Linked DNA regions of Homo sapiens: regions 2 and 3 are each linked to region 1. A link is an interaction called in ENCODE POLR2A ChIA-PET data of the cell type or tissue named here. Cell type or tissue: GM12878. All regions are shown on one strand.

Region 1 (2,500 bases):
AGCAGCAGGTGCCGGCTGCCCTGCTTGCCCCGGAACCTGGGAGGAGAGACATTTCCAGTTCCGGACAGGGTTGGGCTGTTCTGCTGCAACAGATGGTCAGCATTTGGTTTTCTCAGTCATGTCACCTGGGGAACTCCAATACTGTTTTATGTTCTGTTTCTTACTTTTCATTTAAAAAGAAGCAGAAAGAGAAGCACCATGCCATATCAAAATAGCTGACAGCTTCCATGTTGAGAAAAATGAAAGACAATTTTTTGAAGAGAACAGAAATGAACAAATGTACATGGTGCATTTGCTAAAATGCTTAGCTACAATTTTATGATGTTGACTTTATTCCATTTTGTGAAAAACAGAAAAGATTAGCTACTGAGAGGTTATTGAGTATATTATATACAGGCTTTTCTTTCATTTTTCAATAGTAAGTGAGACAAAAATTTCCATTTTAATTTTCTAATTTGATATTCATATATGCACATGGATATTTCTTCATCTGAGATAAGACTGTCATTATCAGCTTCATTTGGTTACATAATGACAAGTCAACTCACTATTTAAACCATTCCCAAATAAATTTCAATTATTTAAATTATAAATTATCTGTAATGTTATATATAAGCATTTTCTTTTCACCTGGAAAAAGCATTTCAGAAATCTTTTTGTGTGCAGAAATAAAACTCTGGTAAAACTACCATAGTTTAAGATCTGAATATTGAATCTGGTTTATGAAAAATAGAAGCTCAGAATAAATTATCATTGTCTTGATTATTCCCGCACATGGATGTGGAAGTGACTCAAATTTTACTCTTAAAAGGTCTGTTTTGGAACTTGAGGGCAAGGGCCTTTGTTCTGCCTTCTAGGGTATAACCAGCTCTGCTCCTGCTTCATTAATGTCTATAAGTTTGTTACAAAGACAGAAACTGACAGGAAATGAATTTAGGGTAGGGGGCACTGACACCCAAAGGGAAGTCACTGTGGACAAGACCCTCTGGGAGGCTGGCAGAGATTGCTGCCACGTGGCCATGGCAGTGTGCGCTGTGAGATGATCCCAGATGTCTGCACAGAATCCCTTCCTGGAGGTGGAGAGGGTTGACACCCTTGTAAAACACAGGGAACAGACCTGCTAACCTCATTTAATGCCTTCACACTCTGTAATGCCAGAAACTAATATTAATATCAAAATACAAGTTTTAAAGTGTGTCAGAGATGATGTTCATGCAGAATGTGAAGAAATTAACATATTGAGAAGGAAACTGAAGAACCAAGGGGTCAGTTTCTCTCAGCATTCACAGAAATCTTCCTGCACATCCCATCTACTCCTGAGTATGTACATTTCCACCTGATTGCCAGCTCCCCCAGGCGAAGGAGTTGTTTCTGCTAATCCCCCATCAATGCATCATGCACACCGCTCTACATCATTAGGCACCTGCCTTTCTGTGAGTGATGGTGATAAAAATGAAACTAGCCAAGTATGTGTGGATCATTGGGTAAAAAGGGTACTGCAGTCAGGTTCTCGGGATTTCCCTGGGGACTTTTGTGGTTTGGAGGAGCTGTTTCTGTAGTCTGTGCAAATACTGTGATGAGGCCCACATCAGATGCTGGGGGGAAATGTGAAGCACCTCATGGCAGTAGCATCACAGTGAGCTCATTGATGAAAAAAGAACCCAACAAAATCCCAGTACTCCTAAAGCTATACTTTGTCCAACTTTTACTTAGTACTTAAAAAAAAAAAAGAATGGTTTTATGTGGTGTTTAAACTGGGCTGTGTATCAAAATTCCCTGGTGTAATTGAAGTACATTTCTGATGGACATTGTTTGAAGGTCTAATTTTGTAGTTGCATGTTGTCTGAACTACTGTTGATGGCCATGAAGCCCTGGTTCCTGAGCCTTATAAATAACTTTGGTCTGCCCATCCTGTGCCATCATCACTTCCATTGGATCTGCTCACTTTGGTGAGCTATGAATGGAAAAACTCTTCCCAAGTATCAAGCAATTATATTTCTCCTTACAAACAGAAAGTGTTTTCAGTGATCTTTATGATAATCTGAGTGGGTTTTCTTGGATTCATGCCCAGCAAGTTTATTTTTGTGTGTAGTAGGCTGATTTTCTGATTTTTCTGTACATTTCTTTGTAGAGTTTACCGAACTGTTTATCTTTGCTGACAACTTCAGCTAGGTCAGAGTTTGTGTAAATTCAGTGAAGCTTTAAAAAAGCCATGATCTAAAGTTCCCTAAGATCTTTATTGCTGACTTTTAGAGTCATGATTTTGTCACAACCTTAGCTGAGCCTGTCTCGGGAATGGAAACAGCAGCTGAATTGTGTGTTTGCATACCCGAAGCCCCAGACCATTCTTGCAAAGCCTCCATTATTTGTCTTTGTAGTCTCAGAAGCTTTGCATTTATGGATTCATTGTATCATCATTTTATGGCTATTTGGAGTCTCTGATGATGTTCTAATTAAATGCCCATTTCCTGCTCACCACTGTTTTATACCGCTTAAAATG
Region 2 (2,500 bases), 220 kb after region 1:
AACTGAAGTCTTAGCCTTTTTAGTGTCTCAGACTAGATCCTGTTTGGACATGTTATGACAAGTTAGTACAAGTTTATTTTGGTACAAAAAATTGTGAAATTCATGCATAATTTTTTATAATATGCATTTACCATGACCTTTTGAAGACTCCTCATATTTTATGTAACCCAGCTTCTACAGGGAAATTGGAACATGATGAGAGTTAAGGGATAGTTAGGGAAGAGGTCAGTGGAATGCCCACAGTATTCCTTCCTGTATGGTAAATCCACAGTCCCATGAGGATAGCCTCCCTCCAGAGCTCACTTATTTATTTATTTATTTATTTATTTTTTGAGACAGAGTCTTGTTCTGTTGCCCAGGTTGGAGTGCAGCGGCGCCATCTCTGCAACCTCCACCTCCTGGGTTCAAGCTATTCTCCTGCCTCAGCCTCCCGAGTAGCTGGGATTACAGGCACCTACCACCATGCCTGGCTAATTTTTTTGTATTTTTAGTAGAGACAGGGTTTCACCATGTTGGCCAGGCTGGACTCAAACTCCTGACCTCAGGTGATCCACCTGCCTCGATCTCCCAAAGTGCTAGGATTACAGGTGTGAGCCACTGTGCCCAGCCCCAGAGCTCATCTTGATAGGCAACACTGAATGTGACATTTCCAGCCAGCATGGACAGAGAATCCTGTTTACTTGCATTCCAACCCCTATCCCAGAGAATGGTATGGTGTCCTCATCCCCAAGGCCTTCCTCAAGCAGCCATCAGCATTAATCAAGAAGCTCCTTCTTCAAGTACGCTGCTGGCACCTGCCGCACTTGTGTTCAAAATCAAGAAAGGCCACTCTGGACAATAGGCCTGAGCTCTATTTCTCCATAGATGGTGGGGCTCTTACTTTCCCTTTTCTTCTGTTGTTAATTAGGCAAACAAATAACACCCTTAGTACTCAGGGAAAGTGCCTGGATCCAGTTAATTACCCATTTTCACAAATCTAAGGTAATAAAAATATAAAAGATACTGCTATTCTCCACACCAGGGCTATTTTATGGCTGAGAAAGCCTTCCTTTTTCACAACAGCGGGCAGAACTAATACAAGCTGCTTCACTGTGCACAGATAAGTTCCCCTTTCTCAGTTCATGACCTCAAGCTGATTGGGATCAGCTGCTCTCTGGAGACCTACATGCATCTCTCAATGCCAGGACATGTGCCAGGACACCTCCTAGCTCCTGCTGCAACCGTCTAGACTAGATACTTGTCAACCCTCCTCACCACCTACACTGGTTCCCACCCTGCACACTGTCAGACCCACACACTCGCTGACACACCCTGCTCCCAGCAGGTCTAGATCTCAAGGCAGCATGCTTGTGACTTTTTTCTCCCTTGTTATGCTTAACTTTCATTTCTTTGTTTTCTATGTACAAAACTCCCTTTGAAGTATTGCGTCTTTTGTAGCATACATACAGCTCTATCTACTTGATTTGAGCAGTATCATGATATTCTGACATAGAATATTAAAGTTAATAGTGTTATTTTATGCATCCCAAAACAGATAGACTATAATCTCTCCTACTAAAATAGACATAAGTATTTATAGCTTCATACTGTGGTTTGGGGAGAGAAGATTGGTTATAAAACTGTTCAGAAATTGTTTTGATGAATTTATTTCTTTCCCATTGCTTGATATTAAAATATAAATATTGACTAAGCTCTAATTTAACACAATTTTCACTTTTTCTGCAGCACCTGAAATTCTTAGAGGTTGTGCCTATGGACCTGAGGTGGACATGTGGTCTGTAGGAATAATCACCTACATCTTGTAAGTGAAGAAAAGCAATATTTATGTAAACTATTTACCTTGCTGTGACATTTTCTAGATACCTCTAATGCTCATAAAAACCATAAAGATTACTTTTTGCCTTTTTGTGATTTTCTGTTACATACTAAATGCAGTTAGTGATAGAATTTCCTGAAAATGAACATTGCTTTTTATTTTGGAATTTTCTTGAGACCGGAATTCTTGTCCAGGGCTTTCCTATGTCTATATCCACTATGTAATATACAGCAGATTTAGGGAACAGTTTATTACTTGACACTAGTAAAGAATATGAGCCCAAGACCAGCTGTGTAAACTTGCTCTTGTTTTACTTATTTGCATCTTATATGAAATTATTAGATTTAGTCCTTTTAAATGGGCAAATGACTATTTAATTTCTTAAGCAATTCCAAACTGGTATATTTCTTATCAGGAATATTTTAAATGCATTTTTAGCTATCAATTTTGTTTCTTATTTCTGTTAGGTTTTCAAGGGTCTTAAATTTAACACCCTACACAAATTTCTTGGGAAAAAAAATGAGTGAAATATTTTAATCCCTGGTATCCCCACATCCATTCCTGAGCTCCTGTCTAATAAGAAATAAGGAGTTTCATGAAATTTGCCAAAGACATGGTGGAACTGCAGGTGGTGATGAAAAAAATCAACCAAATAGAAGAGCGTCTGAGATGGAAGAATACTGT
Region 3 (2,500 bases), 250 kb after region 1:
TTGGGAAACCAAGGCGGGATGTCAGGAGCTCAAGACCAGCCTAGCCAAGATGGTGAAACCCCATCTGTACTAAAAACTACAAAAAAAGTTAGCCAGGCACAGTGGCAGGTGCCTGTAATCCGAGCTACTCGGGAGGCTGAGGCAGAAGAATCGCTTGAACCCGGGAGGCAGAGGTTGCAGCGAGCCGAGATTGTGCCACCGCACTCCAGCCTGGGTGACAGAGTGAGACTCTGTCTCAAAAAAAAAAAAAAAAAAAAAAAAAGTTAAAGAACTCTTAAAAAGCTAAATCTTACTAGCAATGACTACTTAGTGACAATGGATATAAGTTTTGAAATGTCTTAAGAGCTGTGTAAGTCTATAAAAAGTTACTTACAGATATCCATTAAATTCTTCTGAGGGTTTTCTCCAAACAGTTACATCTTTCTAGAAAAATAAAAACATTATATGGTAATAATTGCATAGGTGGAACCCTAGACACAAAACTGATAATTTTATAAGTCTATAGAATTTGTCTTTGCATTAAAATAAAACCAGTACATTTTCAGAATACATAAAAGTCATCTATACCATAAAAGGATTTGTATTTGAATTTCTTCTGTATCCTAAAGTTCTTCACATTGTACTTAAATTACAGACCTCCAAAGAATATTTTCAGTAGTATTTAATGATATCCAAACACTGTAAGATTCAATGATGGCACTATCTTAGTCCAATCTTATCTATTTACCATTACTGATGCATTCAGACTCTAACACTAGGAACACTATTTCATTCTGACATTGTTCATAACTTTTAAAAAATTAAACAATTCACATTTATTACGACAGTGTTAACATGAATTTGTCCCTACATTTTTTCCTCATCATTTCCCAAGTAATTCTGAATATCAGAATAGCTAGAGCACTTAACTAGAAGTGTCCTGGGTTCTAGAATTAGTTCTAGCAACACTCAAGTCACCTATGTAATAGTTTGGGCAAGTCACATTAGTAAAAAGGAATACTAACTAGCTACCTTCATAGGCTTTTTGATATACCTGAAACTATTCCAAACTCTCAAGTACTACACTTTCTTAAATTAATAATGATACATTTTATTTGCTGACTTAAGAGGCCATTCTTTAGGTTCTAGTTGCCATGAGCCTATTCTCTTGTCTAATATCCAAAGAGCTAATGAAAGCAGTATAGGATTACCACTGATGCATTTCTTCCTCTGTGTGACATTAGACTATCAACTTTATTAGCTCAATTATTTTTCTTGCATATCCATCCAAAGTATGGTCTTTGTCCATATTGTTCCATTTAATTTTAAAAGTCATCAACCAATTCATTAGATAGAAGATATACCCCAAATATAAGTAATTGAACTAATTTACCGTTTTCTTAGCAACTCGCCACTTATCTTCTTCAATGCTATGGTACTGGATGAGAGTGTTTTTAAGTTTAGTTGCAAAAGAAGCAACATCAGACAGGCCTTCCATTACTTCTCTCTGTTATGGAGACCAAGATTAGCATCAGCAAATACCACAGTTTGAGGCAATAGGCCAGTGGGTCTCGAATCTGGTTTCACAATATAATAACCTACCAGAGCTATAAAAGATAGCTACCCTCACCCCAAATCAACTAATCATAATCTCTGAGAGTAGGACCCGGGCATAGTTTTTTTCTAATTGCTCCCAAGATGAATAACCCATAGCCAGAGGTGAGAATTACATATTTTTTACAATTAAAATCACTCATACAGAAAGTAGAAGAGAAGACAGGAGGAAGGGGAAGCAATTGTATCTCATATATAGATATGCTGTTAACTCTCAAACATTTACCTCCAGTCCTCTTTGTTTCAATGAGCTCAAAAATCCCAGATCCAGAAGCCTACTTAAAGCTTCAAGCCTAAAGGGAATCTCTTGCCTCCCCTGGCTTCCCTCAATTTGTCACAGTATTCCTCATTTTAACAATTTACTATTAAAATGGCAATTGAGCCCAAGTTCTCAAGTCAAAAGGCTTGGAATTGCCCTTAATAAGAATAGGTTCCTTTTAACACCATCATACCTCATTGTCTACAGTATTCTACACTGGTTTTCTTTCTGTCCCTCAAACAGGCTAGCTTATCGCTGACTTGTGGTCTTTGATACGGCTAGATCCCAAATCTTAGCATCACTAATAACAATGTAATGCCAATTTCAGTTTAAACCTCCTATCCTTCATAAAGCCTTCTTAAGTTACTATTACATCGTTATTTTCTTCATAGTGCTTATCATTATCTGACAATATAATAACTTATTTATAGGTGTATGATTCTACTCTTTGACCACCTCATTCCTAACTAATAGCATAGAGGTCCTTTTCTTATTCACCACTATAACTCCACCACCTAGAACACTGCCTGGCACATAGTAGGCCCTTATTTTGTTGATATGTTATTGTCTCAAAACAAGAATTACTTGGTCTTTGTCTTCTTTTGGTGCCAGGGCACCAATTTCTTAGCATAATTCCTACTTTTCACT

Evidence for each region. ChIA-PET counts read pairs that join two places held together with the same protein. Peaks named below come from ENCODE experiments on the same cell type or tissue, not always from the same donor. Only the 100,000 strongest peaks of a DNase experiment are listed, where the experiment ranks them.
Region 2: POLR2A ChIA-PET joins it to region 1 with 5 read pairs; 4 of 35 experiments call an interaction of 5 or more read pairs at or near these places.
Region 3: POLR2A ChIA-PET joins it to region 1 with 5 read pairs; 1 of 35 experiments calls an interaction of 5 or more read pairs at or near these places.

Annotation. Positions count from the first base shown.
Region 1 is chr5:111,253,344-111,255,843 of GRCh38, forward strand. All of the region lies in intron 1 of CAMK4 (calcium/calmodulin dependent protein kinase IV), which reads left to right. Among named protein-coding and RNA genes, the nearest start is that of CAMK4, 30 kb to the left of the region's middle. RefSeq lists enhancers at 1-17, 158-247, 1,056-1,145, 1,366-1,635, 1,796-1,845. In GM12878, no CTCF peak of the experiment used is centred here; DNase peaks (open chromatin) are centred at 61 and 1,518; H3K4me3 peaks cover 1,306 bases; H3K27ac peaks cover 2,500 bases.
Region 2 is chr5:111,471,586-111,474,085 of GRCh38, forward strand. It overlaps CAMK4 (calcium/calmodulin dependent protein kinase IV), which reads left to right. Exons shown (of 11, transcript NM_001744.6): 8 at 1,726-1,801. Among named protein-coding and RNA genes, the nearest start is that of STARD4-AS1, 39 kb to the right of the region's middle. In GM12878, no CTCF peak of the experiment used is centred here; a DNase peak (open chromatin) is centred at 1,220.
Region 3 is chr5:111,505,957-111,508,456 of GRCh38, forward strand. STARD4 (StAR related lipid transfer domain containing 4) reads right to left here. Exons shown (of 6, transcript NM_139164.3): 2 at 1,373-1,486; 3 at 374-423. The coding sequence starts at 1,477. Among named protein-coding and RNA genes, the nearest start is that of STARD4-AS1, 5.0 kb to the right of the region's middle. In GM12878, no CTCF peak of the experiment used is centred here; no DNase peak of the experiment used is centred here; H3K4me3 peaks cover 1,704 bases; H3K27ac peaks cover 341 bases.